Linked DNA regions of Homo sapiens: region 2 is linked to region 1. A link is a contact called in ENCODE Hi-C or POLR2A ChIA-PET data. All regions are on one chromosome and are shown on one strand. Each heading gives the region's core, a stretch centred on a gene start or an enhancer-like site at or near the end of the contact. The rest is flanking DNA. Distances are from core to core; before and after follow the strand shown.

Region 1 (6,501 bases), core at 3,676-6,175:
TCGACTTGTTTTTTCAATAAATATTGAACATTCACTATGCCTGGCTTCCTTTAGCTGTGTGTAATACAGCAGTGAACAAGTAGTCCCTGCCCCTGAGGACGCGACATTCTAGTGGGGAGGCAGATTGCTGTCAACATAAGAATTAAGTACATTTTAATGTTAGGTGGTGATGATAAATGTCATGGAAAAAGTCGAGCAAGGTAGGGAGGATGGGGTAGTTGGAGGTGGGGTGTGGATTGCAACAGCAGTGGTCAGGGAGGATCTCACAGAGAAGGCAACTTTTGAGCAGAGACATGAAGGAGGGGAGTGAGCCATGGGGACACCAGGGGAGTGTTCAGGCAGAGGGAACAGCTAGTGCAAAGCTCCTATGGATGAAGCAGACCAGACTTGGTAGAGCAGCTAGGAGGCCAGTGTGGCTGGAGCAGAGTGGCCAAGGGGGAGGGTAAGCGATGGGTGCCAGATTGTGTGGGCTGTGGGGAGGACTTCGGACTTTGACTTTTATGTGACCTGACTCAGGTCTCATAACAGGCTTCCTTTGGTTGTCTCGTGGGGGAGTGGAGAAAGGAGAGACTGAAGGCAGGGGCTAGAGCAGAGACTGGGGCTGGGGCTGCTATGAAGATGCAAATGGCAGACGATGTTGGCTAGGACCAGGGTGGGGGTCATGGTGGGGGCAGGTGGATAGTGGATCTATTTTGCAGGTGGATCAGACAGGATTGCTGTTGGACTGGGGTGTGGATTTGAGAACAAGGTGTCAAGGGATACTCCTGGGTGTCTGGCTTAAGCCCTGGTAGATGGTGAGAAGTGCCGTTTTCTTATATGAGGGATTTTTTGGGGAAGGGGCAGAGAATCAGATCTGGCTAAAGGAAGGACCAGAGATGTTGTTCTTTCAGTCTCCAAGACTGTTTCTGCAAATGTCTCTTCACTGCTTGCTCTTGGTCTCTGCCCCTCTGCTGCCTTTGCATCTCAGGGGTTCTGACTCCCTCTCGCCTGATCCTCTTCTACTTATTAGGGCCTGAGCCCTTTCCCACAAGGGAAGCAGTTTCCTGGAAGAGGAGACCAAATGTCAGTGAGCAAGGGGAGTGGGCCAAGGAGGCCTGAGAGCAGGAGGGAGGCTTGAGGAGGGTAGAGAGAAGGGAGAGGAGGGAAAGGGGCTTCAGAGGGAGAGAGAAGAGGAGAAGGAGTAAGGCTAGGGGGAGGAGGGGAAGAGGACAATGGGGAGTGGGAGGGCAAGGAAAGGGTGGAGAGGGAAAGAAGGACGGAAAAAGGGAGAGAAGGGAGACGGGAAGGAGGAGAAAGGGGGTAAGAGACGGCAGGATGGGGAGGCTGGAAGTGGGAGAGGAGTAATGAGGGAGGGGACAAATTGGAGGGGGAGAGAAGAACAGAAGGCAAAGGGTGTAGGGCGGGGCAGAAGGGTGCAGAGGAGGAAGTGAAAAAGAGGAGGAAGGGTGAGGGTAGGGAAAGGAGAGAAGAGGGAAGTGAGAGGGAGGAGGGAGGAGTGCGGGGCAAGGAGAAAAAAGAGGGGTCGCAGGGGGCGAAGGCTGGGCGGCAGGGCCGAGCCGCAGGCGCTGACGCAGGGCGGCTTCCGGGCGCGGGGCCCCGGGGTTGGTCCCGACGACGCTGGCCTTGTATGGTCTGAAGACGCGGCTCCCCCGGGGCCCCTCCTAGACGCGCGGCCCCTACCCACACGCCCTGGCCTCGCGGGGCCGACCCTGGTCGGTGTGCGAAGCCTCGGACTTCCAAGGTTCGGAAATGCCAAGACCCGGTAATTCCCGGGCTCCAGGGTCCCGGGTGGCCAGAAATCTGCAACTCCGAGCCACCAGGGGTCTAGAGTCTAAAGCGCTAGGGGATGCAACCTGTGACTCCCAAATGTTGAGATCCTAGCCTCTTGAGACCCTAAACCCGCTTCCCCAACATCCAGAAGGTGTCGAAGCCCCCCCGGAACCTCTAGTCCCGAAACGGGTTCCGCTACCCCAGGCTGCCCCGCCCCGCGCCCGCCCCCGCTCGCTCTGGGCGCGCGCCCCAGCACATTCCGTCCTCCCCACCCGGCCCCTCCCGCCTCCCGCGGCCCCGTGGGGACGGAAACATCCCGTCCCCGACCGCACCCGCCCGAAGCTGGGTCAAGGAGCCCAGCAGGACGGGAGCGCGGCGCCCCCGACGCCCGGGAACTGGCTCCCCCGGTTCCCATCTGGTGACCTCACCTGGTCCCACCCTTTCAGGTGAACGGCCAGGCCCGGTGACGTCACTTCCTGCCAGGTAAGCGCCGCGGGGCTCGGAGAGGAAGAGTTAACTGCACCCAGCTTCCAAAAAGTCACCCCCTCCCTCTCCATTCCTGTCTCTAGACCGCGAAGAAGCCAGGATCCCAGCTTACACTCAGATTGTTTATTTAAAAATGCCCAAAACACAAAAATAGACTTTTAAGGTAATAATATATATTACTAAATATATTATAGTCTACTTATAATAATTATATCGTCGTTTTCAATATTACAAAAAAAGGAAGAAAAATACAAGGGAAGCAGACGACCCAATATATATAAATACTATAAAATCATATTAGAATAAATAAAGTCGTCATAAATAAAGGGCCCATTGATTTATGGGTGGGGTTTGGCAACGGCTTTGGCTACTTGCTTTTGGAGGGTAATTTGAGCACCAGGATTCCCCCTCAGGAGAGGTTCCAGTTACCAGGAGACACTGGAACCTCAGGTCTATAAAAACTGGAGGGGCAGTGAAGGCCTATTATTCACAGCACATAAGATTCTAGGAGACAGATTTGGGCAGGGAAGAGGTGGGGGAGAGGGTTCATTGCCTCCCTTAAATATGCTACAATTTTTTTTCCCCCAAGAACCTCGGAAGACACTCCATCCCCCACCATCATGAATACTGAGCTTGCACACTTGGGGACCTGCCCCAGCGTGAGGTCAGGGGAGTGGGTTAATGCATTCTGGAAAAGGGGATTACTTGATTACTGTCCCCCAAGTCCCCACAGCCCTGGGGTCCATGCAGAGACCACAGTGCAAGAGACGTGGCTCCCCGCTGAGATCCAGCTGATCTGACCGGGCAGTCACTTTGTCACTCAGAAACAGAGATGCGATTGAAGATGGGGAGTCGCCGGGGGGCTGCCACGGGCTGGGGTGGTGCAAAAACTCCCGCCTCGAAGACGGGAGAGTCAGAGCCCCCCAGGCTGCTGCCGCTGCTGGCATATTCATCAGGGTCGGATCCCAGGGACTGTACAGAGGGGGTCCGAACCAGGCCACCCAAGGGCCCCCAGACGCTGATAGGAGTGGCCCTTCGGCAGGAGGGGCAACAGACTGGGGTGGGGTCTCTTCGAGCCAGGGGGGTGCCAGGGGCAGCAGAGAAGGCAGAGGGTGACAGTGGAAGGTCCCCAGGTGGTGGTGGGGAGCTGGAGGGCGAGAAGGAGCTGGAGGACAGGGAAGGGCCGGCCAGGCCTGGTGGTGGTGGTGAGGTCCGGCGGCCAGAGGGCAGGCCGGAGAAGCTGATGCTCTGGCGAAGCACAGGAGGGTGGCCCGGGGCCGCCAGGTCTTCGCTAGGGTTGTGGATGAAGTGGCAGCGAGAGCCGTAGGGGCAGCGGCCCTGGAGGTAGAACTTGTGACAGAGTTCCGTCTTGTATTTGGGGTGGCGATTGGCCTGGCGCAGCTCGCCCAGGCCATGGGCAAACTGGCACTTGGCCCCGTAGCGGCAGCGCCCACTCTCTGAGAAGGTCCGACATAGCTCAGTCTTGTAGCGCGAGGGGGTGGTGGAGGTTGCAGTGGGCGAAGTGGGTGAGGGTGACAGCTCAGGGCCCAGGCGGGGAGCCAGCGGTGCGAAGCCAGGGGGTGGGGGCACCCAGCCACAGCTGCGGCCCTCCACTAGGCTGGTGGAGCGGCCAGGCAGGCGGGAGGTGACCCCAGACGGGCTGGAGTCGGAGGGGCTCAGGCTCCAGGGTCCCGAGGAGCCCCAGCCTGGGCTGGACTCAGTCCCTCCATGGTCGGATGGCACGGGCACGTCAGGGCTCAGCGACAGGAGGCTCTGCGGAAATGGGTCGGTTAAGGCACCTGAAAATGCAGGGCGACGCCCCACCCCAGCTGCAGGGAACTAGAGCTTGCCAGGCCGGTTTGTGGGCTCCCCGCCTGAGCCCCACCCGCCCGCAGAAACCCCTGGGTTCCGGATGCCAGGAACCCAGAGTTGGAGGTTCTGAGTTTACCCACCACCGAGGCCTTATCCCGAGGGACCCAGGAATCCCGGCTTCCCCGGCTGGACCAAGAGGGGGACCCCGAAGTCAGGGCGCACCACTGTTTCCCAATTTTGGGTCTCTTGTCCTCCCCGGATATGACCCACGCGTCGGGATCTCCAGTTTCACAACTGGAGAAACCGGGCAAAGTTGACCTGGAAGTCCGGATTGCTTCGGTTTTAGGGTTCTCTGTCTCTACGGTCAGGGACTGGAGAGACAGAAGTCGGATCCCCCCACCCTGAGACTTCAGCCCCAGAGACGCCTCCGCGCAAAACCACGCCCTCAGCAACGACTAGGGGTGAGCCAGGTATGGGGGCCACTTCCGCCTCCAGGCAGCCTCGGTCTGAGAAAAGTTCTCCGACTTTCCACTTGCATGGGCCGCCCCACCCATGTTTGAGCGAAGAGCCGGGTGTCGCGGGTTCCATTTTCACCTCCAAATCACCAAGCTGGTCTGAGCGGGAGGCAGGGGCCCCAGGCTGGAGGGCGCGGCGCTAGGGAGCCCCAGTTGGAGAAGGGAGGCAAGCGTCCCGGGCTGGAGTTTGCGGCGCTAGAGAGGTGGGGACTCGGACTCAGGCATGCAGGTACCGGGGATGCCGTGCGGCGGGGACTCACCTCGTAGATGGCAGTCAGATCCATGGTGTAACGGTTGGCCATGAGGGGTGTCGGCCGAGAGTGGGAGCGCTGAAGTCAGGCTGAGGCTGGCACCGAGAGCCGGCTACTTATAGGAAACTGCAAGCACGGGGCGGGGCCGGGGCCGGGGCCGGGGGCGGGGCAGGAGGGGCGCTTCCCGGACGCGCGCCCCCGGCGCAGCCTGGCTGGCCCTGGACTGGTTCCCTTCCGCCCGGCCCTGGGCCAGGACGCGCCTGAGCTTGGCCGGTGGACAGCCGTGACCGAGCGGGGAATGCGTGGGGAAGGGGTGGGGGTGCGGATGGGGGGACGCCTGCCCAGTTTTCAAAGCTGGAGACTGAGGCTTGTAGAAGGAAACTGGGGCGGAGGTGGGGGCAGGGCCCCAGGGGCAATTGACAAGAGCAGAAGCCCGATGGGGGTGCGCGTGCGACACAGACGGATGGGGGCGGGGAGAGACGCAGAGGGGTACAGACAGGCAGACAGGCAGAGAGAAAAACATCGAGAGAGACACACACACCAAGAGACATACAGAGAGAGATAGACAGGGTGAGGAAGGGAGGGAAGACGGGGAGACAGAGACAGTCCCAGAGACAGATTCAGAGGGAGAAGAGGGTTGGGAGGATCACAAAAAGAAACAGAAAGGGGCTGAGCGCAGTGGCTCACACCTGTGATCCCAGCACTTTTTGTGTTTTTCTTTCCTTTTTCTTCTTCTTTTTTTTTTTTTTTGAAAGACGGGGTTTCCCTATGTTGCCCAGGCTAATCTCCAGCTCCGGGGCTCAAGCGATCCTCCCACCTCCGCCTCCCAAAGAGCTGGAATTACAGGTGTGAGCCACCAAGCCCGGCCAATCCCAGTACTTTCAGAGGATGAGGCAGGTGGATTACCTGAGATCAGGAGTTCAAGATCAGCCTGGGCAACAGTGAGATCCCATGTCTACAAAAAATACTATTTAAAAAAATTAAAAAGAAAAAGAAACTGGACAAAAAGGAGAAAGACTGTGAGAAATAAGCACTTACGGAAAGAAATCTGCAGAGCAAAGTGCCAAGAAAGAGCCAGCAGGCCTTGGAGGGGAATTCTCTGAGAACTGCCTGCCTTGTGTGGTCTCACTCCTAAACAGCCCAGACAGATAAGGAGACCTGGACTGCTCTCCCTCTCCCCACTTGCTGGGGTTGGGTGGGTGAGTGAGTGGGTTGGGTGGGGTCCAGGATACCTGGCAAGGCTGAAAAGGGGCCTCCTTTCCCAATTCACAGGGCGGCTCTAGCCCCCTCACCCTCGGGCGGATGATCTCTTCTAGGCTGAGTTAAGGAGAACTCACCTGGGCTGAGTTCTAAGTACTTTACGCACATTAATCCTAATGCCAGGTGGTATGCCCATTTAAGGCAGGAGGAAACCAAAGTGAAGTTACTCTCCTGCCCGGCTCACACCTGTAGTCCTAGCACTTTGGGCGCCCAAGGCAGGCGGATCACTAGAGCTCGGAGTCTGAGACTAGCCTGGGCAACACGGCGAATCCCCATTTCTACAAAAATGCAAAAATTAGCTGAGTGTGGTGGCGCACACCCTGTGGTCCCGCTACTCGGGGGCGGGGAGGGAGCAGGCTGGGGTGGGAGAGTCGCTTGAACCCAGGAGGCAGAGGTTGCAATGAGCC
Region 2 (6,782 bases), core at 854-3,353, 6.1 Mb before region 1:
AGTTTAGAACAACGTTTCAAGTTACTGTCTCTTCTCAGAGTGAGACTGACGAGTGACAGTTTAGGGTGAACGGACAGGTAGATAAAAGTAACCACTGGAGCTCTCTCAGATTGTCGCGGAGGGGGAATGGTGCGGGACCTGAGCCCCCAAGCCTCAGCAGCGCTCATCTCCCCCCTCCCGTAAATGGACTCCTGGAACTGCTCTGAAGGCTTAACTACTCTCTCGGGGGGCGTGGTGAGGGAAGGGCTGGCTCGCCGACCAATCAGAGTCCTGGGAACCCAGAGGGGGCGGAGCTCCTGGAGACCACCTGGCTGGTTGCCCTTCGGTTCGCGGTTCTAGTCCTGTCTTGGGACACACCGGAGGAACCGGGCATGAGGAGCAGAGGGAGTGGGAATGTGTCTGTGTGTGCCTGGAGAAGAGGGTGACAGCCACCGTATCTCTCCAAGAAACGCCAGCACACAAGCAGACACCCCCTTCTCCTGAGAGCCCAGGGACTAGATCCCCGCAAGGGCCTCGCAGATCCATTGGGTCGCAGACAGGCGCTCTTGTCACGACAGGGATCCCCTCCCTCTGCCTCTAGAGGCGCCGAAAAGAGACCCAGCCGCCAAGGAACCACGGGTTCCGGGGACAGAGAGGGGGGAAGGAAAATGCACCCTACAAATAGGAAGGGAAAGCTGATTGGCCAAGGCGTGCGCCCCGGCGGCCAATCGAAACGCCGGGCTGCCCCCTCCCTTAGCAACGTGGCCCCGGCGTTCCAAAATAGAACGCTCCCGGGACGTCAGGGGCGGGGCGGACGAAGGGGGCGCCGCGCGCCGTGCGTGCCCCGCGTCAGACGGAGGATTCCAGCGCGTCAGCCGTTACGCACGGGTCCCCCGTTACGTCTCCGCGCAGGAGGCGGAGGCAGCGCGGCTGAGGGTTCGAGGCCCCTCTTCCCGATGGGTGGAGGGCGACCCGGCACCGAAGTGGGCGCTCCGAAGGAGGAGGAAAGGAAAAGAGACTGCTGGAAGCTTCCCCGGGATTTCCCCCACCTGCCTAACTGCGCTAGCTTCAGGTCTGGGACCCGAGCAGGGGGCAGTCCCGGGGCCGGCTCAAAGTTCTCAGCCCCGCTACCGCATACACGTTGCATTGAGCAGCGCATTACCCACCCCACCCCCACCTCGCCCCAAAGCCTACCCTCCCTGCCGCGTTCCCTCCTTGCGCTCCACGCACGCAACCAATTGCAAACATCTCCCGACTCTTTGCAGTTTGCAAAGTGCGCTGTGAGCCTTTTCCATCTCAGATCTAGGGTTCTGATGCGCCTTTTTGTGGGGGTTGGGGTTTATTCTTTTCACCCTTGACTTAAAAAATAAAACCTACAAAGCAGCACCCCTACTATCAAAAACTTACCTGGGAGGCGGCGGCGGTGGGTGGACTGCCGAAGGAGTCCACCGAAGACAGATATTGAGACTCGGCAGAGGGTGAGGAGCTGCACCGGGAGCCGGAGTCGTAGTCTCCGGGGAAAGCCTGAAACATTTCCCTGGGCACAGGGGGGCCCCTGTGACCACGCTGAGGTCGCCGGGAAGCCAAGGCTATGGCCGGGTTGGGGAAGTAAGGTGCAAGTCCGGGGTGAGCCGTGGGAGTCCCCGGTGAGCTGAGCGAGTCCTCAAAGTACGCTGTCCGGGGAAGCTCGGGGAAGGAGCAACGTCCCGTTCCAACAATGGCAAAGTTTCTGTGCAGTCTTCCTGCGGTGCCCAGGCCCCCACAGGATGCCGCTGTACCTCTTGAAAGTGCAGGCTCCGTAGGACCCAGGGGCGAGGGAGGGGTTGCTCCCCCAGGGGCAGAAAGCGCTGTCCCGCTGTACAGAATCAGCTTCAGCTACGGTCTCCTCCACGCGTCCGGCGGGTCCCACGGGGGGAGGGGAGTAATAAAGAAGACCAAAAAAAGTAAGTCGGTCCTCCAAAAGAAAATGAAGAAATATCTGGAAGAATCTTTCCAAAAACTTTCTCCCCGGAAAAAAAAAGATTAATGAAATTTCATAACCCCCAAGAAGAACCACAACAATCAAGTTTCCAAGTCTTGGTTCCGCGTGTCCCTGCCGTGGCCGTAGCTCTGAGTCTTATGAATGAAGCACAGACCCGCCAGCCTGTATTTATATGCCCGGGACCCGCCCCCCTGCTTACGTCACCCGCCCCTTGCTGGACAAACTTCCCCAAATCTCCGGCCCCGCCAAATCGAGTCCCGCACTGTCCAGCAAGAGGTCTGTTCTAGACTCGATCTGGTCACTTGCATGACCCTCGGGGCCCTGGGGGTCTCGGGGGTTGCGTTCCGGGCCACTCGGCGGGAGGGGATCCCGGCCCCGCCTTCCCGGAGTTCCTGTGACGCAATTAGCCATATAAGGAGCTCGGCCGGCGCGGCGGAGTGTTTGTTTGGTATCCTAGCAATGACGTCAGAGGGAATCCCTCGCTCGCTCGCGCGCGCGCCCGCGCCCCGCCCGCGCCTGCGCAGTGCAACGCCGCCCCGGGGGCTGGTAATAATAGGCGCTTAGACTAGCCCCGCAGGGACCCCGCTGACCCGGGCGGGGAAGACCCCAGCCTGCAGGTCCCCTTCACCTCTGGCGCCCCCACCTACCCTGTTCTACCGATGGTGCAGCGCCCCCATTCGAGAAGAAGAGCAGATCTCCAAAAGGAGACCCTGATTAGTGTGGTGTGGTCACGTAGGTGGGGAAACTGAGTCCCGAGCGGGCTGTGATGCTCAGGTGAAAGTGGAGGTAATGGAGGGATTCCGAGGCTCGTCCTGGTTTCTGTCCTGATTCGCTGTGCGAGCTTAGGAAATGTTTTCCCTCTCTGAGCTTTAGCTTTAATCTTCCCCGCTGGGCAAAGGATGTGTGTCTTGGACCCTGCTGGCCTTACAGGTCCGGCGTTTGGGAGGGATGCGGATTTGGAGGAGATGGGAAATGAAACTTAGAGAGAAGCCTCTCTTCTGATGGTGTTGGTAGCCTCTCCTTCCACCTTTTAATCCACCCGGAGACAAAGAATGTGTAAGAGGGAGGGGATATTATTATTAATTCTAATAATAATAATTAATGCCTTGTATTTGGCACTTGCCAAGCACAGCTCCTGTGCTACGCCTTTCAGTAGAAGATTTGTAATCCTTAAAACAGCTCTGGAAGGTTAAGAGAGAAAAATCTTCATTTTATAAAAGAAAAAAATGATACTCAGGGAGGTTAAATGACTTGCCCAAGATCCCATCACAAGAAATTCAAACTCAGAATTGTCAAACTCCAGATTTCCTACCCTTTCCATTTCTTTTCTGATTTCTGAGACCTGCCTGGTTGGATGAAACTCCCTGAAAAACCTGTGTCTGGGGTTTTTTTAAATGATAATGGCAATATTAGTAGCTTTCACTTGTCAGGTCTTTTTTTTTTTTTTTTTTTTTTTTTTTTTGAGACGGAGTCTTGCTCTGCCGCCAGGCTGGAGTGCAGTGGCGATCTCGGCTCACTGCAACCTCCGCCTCACCTTAGCCTCTCGAGTTGCTGGACTACAGGCGCGGGCCACCACGTCAAGCTAATTTTTATATGTTTAGTACAGACGGGGTTTCACCATATTGGTCAGGATGGTCTTGAACTCCTGACCTGGTGATCCGCCTGCCTCGGCCTCCCGAAGTGTCGAGATTACAGGCGTGAGCCACAGCGCCTGGCCTGTCAGGTCTTTCTAAGCTTTACAATCTCCTTCTTACTGCTCTTAGCATGTACTGTTGCAATCTTGGCTCACAGGGGTACAGGTGACTACCTGAGCAAATCTTCTTAGCAAATGGGGTTCATGAATCTGACGTTTTTTTTTTTTTTTTTTGACAGAGTCTCACTCTGTTGCCCAGGCTGGAGTGCAGTGCCACAATCTCGGCTCACTGCAGCCTACATCTCCTGGGTTCAAGTGATTCTCCTGCCTCAGCCTCCCGAGTAGCTGGGATTACAGGTGTGCGCCACCACACCTGGCTAATTTTTGTTTTGTTCTGTTTTGTTTTTTGAGACAGAGTTTTGCTCTTGTTGCCCAGGCTGGAGTGCAATGGCACGATCTCGGCTCACCGCAACCTCCGCCTCCCGGGTTGAAGTGCTTCTCCTGCCTCAGCCTCCCGAGTAGCTGGGATTACAGGCATGTGCCACCATGCCTGGCTAGTTTTTTTGTATTTTTAGTAGAGACAGAGTTTCTCCATATTGGTCAGGCTGCTCTCAAACTCCCAAACTCAGGTGATCCTCCCGCCTTGGCCTTCTTAAATGCTGGGATTACAGGCGTAAGCCACTGTGCCCGGCCTAACTTTTGTATTTTTAATAGAGATGGGGGTTTCACCATGTTGGCCAGGCTGGTTTCGAACTCCCAACCTCAGGTGATCCGCCTGCCTCGGTCTCCCAAAGTGCTGGGATTACAGGCATGAGCCACTATGCCTGCACTGACTTGGGTATTTCAGATGCTACAGCCCCCAACTCTTAAGCACCCACTGGGAAGGGTGCTACCAGCTATTTCACAAACCTCAGAGAACCCAGCACTTCCCTCCCAGTGCACAGCCTGGCCCAGCCCTGGGCACAAAGGAAGAAGCACTTTTAAAACATTGAATTTCACAGGTTGAGAGAGGGGCAGGGCCTGTCTCCGGGCTACACAGCAAGCCTGTGGCAGAGCCAAGGCGATGGTTCTTAATTTTCAGGGAGTCCTGATTCCCTGCCCCAATAGTAGGGAGGGTGTAGGGAGATGTGGAAGACTAGAGGGACGTGGGGGGCATAGGTGGAGGTTCAAGTTTCCAGACAAAAGTCCAGCCTCAAGCCCACCCCCTGCCCTGTTCCTCCACGCCCCCTCTGTCTGCCACCAGCCAGGAGGGAGGGACAGAGACTGGGAGATGACACAGCAGCCACTAGTAGGCAGTGACTCGGCCCCAGCATCAGACAGGGAGTGACCCCTCATTCTTCTGTCTCATCCAAGCCCCTCATCTCCTCCTCCATGGAATAAAGGAAACATGCAAAGACCTACCCTGGCTGGCCAGAGACTCCACACCCGACACAGGCAACACAGACTTCCACACAGCCGCTCACCAGGTCACGCGTGGGCAATCACCCACAGCCACATAGAAACAGCTTCACAGACACACACTGGCATGTGGAAACACACACTGTCATATGGTTATCAACACACATGACACACATCCCTACACACACAAGAAGACGTAGGGTTCAGGTGTACAGCCAAGGACAGGTACAGACCCCCAAAACACACAGAGACCCCTAGATCTTTACTAAAGGTGCATATATGATCTCACACATTGACACACACACAACACTCAGAGATCAAGAGAGCAACACACACATATACACATATACACATAGATACACACATACACACACACATATATATATATACACACACACAGACCAACAACCATGCATCCTGCAGAGGGACTCGTGTAAAGCTCTTCACACAACCATAACAAGAGCTAATTCTTCCCAAGAGCTTATATTAACTTATTTAATTCTCACAACACTCCTGTGAGGTACAAATGATCATTTTACAGGAAGGGAAACAGAAGCCCAGAGAGGTTAAGTTATTCACCCAGAGTCACACAGCAAGTAAGTAGCAAAGCTGGAATAACACCATGCAGGGTGTCAGGCTTCAAAGTCTGTTCCTTGAACTATTAGTATTATTTTGAGATAGGATCTTGCTCTGTCATCCAGGCTAGAGTGCAGTGATGCAATCATAGTTCACTGTAACCTCGAACTCCTGGCCTCAAGTAATCCTCCTGCTTCAGCCTCCCAAGTAACTAACAACTACAGGTGCGTACCACCATGCTTGACTAATTTTTTTTTTTTTTTTTTGAGACAGAGTCTCGTTTCTTCGCCCAGGCTGGAGTGCAATGGCATGATCTTGGCTCACTGCAACCTCTACCTCCCAGATTCAAGCAATTTTCCGGCCTCAGCCTCCCCAGTAGGTGGGATTACAGGCATGTGCCACCACGCCTGGCTAATTTTTCTATTTTTAGTAGAGAAAGGGTTTCACCCTGTTGACCAGGCTGGTCTCAAACTCCTGACCTCAAGTGATCCACCCACCTTGGCCTCCCAAAGTGCTGGGATTACAGGCGTGAGCCACTGTGTCCAGCCTAATTTTTTTATTCAAAAAAATGTTTTTAGAGTCAGGGTCTCACTTTGTTGCAGGCTGATCTCAAACTCCTGGCTTCAAGCGATCCTCCCACCTCAGCCTCCCAGAGCGCTGAGATTGCAGGAGTAAGCCACGGCGCCTGGCTTTGAAATTTATTAAATGGGTTTATGTATGTCAATTTATTCACACAGGGATGCTCATGTTCACGAACACACTGGGCATTTATCCTCACACGATCGCAGACCCAGAAGCTAGGTGGCCTAGGCTTATGTTCCGCTTCTATCACCAAGTAGCTTGGTGAACTTGAGCTAGGACATCCGGGGCCTCAGTTTCCCTACCCGACAAAGGAGAACAAGATGTAGTGCCCACTCATGAGACTGGTGGGAAGATATCATAAGGCTCCTGACAGATTGTACATGCTCGTTTTGTTACTAAAACAAAGTCTTCCTGAACTTTATACATGTATACCCTCCTGACCCATATCCGTGGGTCGGTTAAATTTATCATGGGCCCTAGGCACTGTGCCCCTGGGCCTAAGGGAGAAATTGGCCCTGGAGACACACACACACACACATACACACACACACACACACCTGCACTCACAGACATGACACACCTGCCTGCAGAGCATGGAGTGGGTAAATCAAGTTCTTCTCCATAAGGCTCATT

The links. Hi-C counts contacts between places; a loop is a spot of excess contacts on that map. ChIA-PET counts read pairs that join two places held with the same protein, here RNA polymerase II (POLR2A). Pooled maps may share reads with other maps.
Region 2: a loop to region 1 is called in a map of CD8-positive, alpha-beta T cell, with 10 times the contacts of the local background. The contact joins the promoter of FOSB here to the promoter of ZFP36 in region 1. A Hi-C loop is called at or near these places in 2 of 168 maps with a recorded cell type or tissue (CD8-positive, alpha-beta T cell and naive thymus-derived CD4-positive, alpha-beta T cell) and 3 of 50 pooled maps. POLR2A ChIA-PET finds 5 or more read pairs at or near these places in 1 of 52 experiments (PC-9).

What each region holds. Positions count from the first base shown.
Region 1 is chr19:39,405,271-39,411,771 of GRCh38, reverse strand. ZFP36 (ZFP36 ring finger protein) reads right to left here and starts at 4,925. Exons shown (of 2, transcript NM_003407.5): 1 at 4,844-4,925; 2 at 2,365-4,029. The coding sequence starts at 4,867. The coding sequence ends at 3,073. MIR4530 (microRNA 4530) reads left to right here and starts at 2,094; the gene lies at 2,094-2,149. RefSeq lists enhancers at 72-161, 1,744-2,334, 3,235-3,873, 3,874-4,511, 4,562-4,761 and 1 more and silencers at 1,362-1,681, 2,032-2,091, 4,882-5,331.
Region 2 is chr19:45,463,317-45,470,098 of GRCh38, reverse strand. FOSB (FosB proto-oncogene, AP-1 transcription factor subunit) reads right to left here and starts at 2,103. Exons shown (of 4, transcript NM_006732.3): 1 at 1,387-2,103. The coding sequence starts at 1,512. RefSeq lists enhancers at 6-55, 1,101-2,002, 4,410-4,910, 4,911-5,411 and a silencer at 2,187-2,466.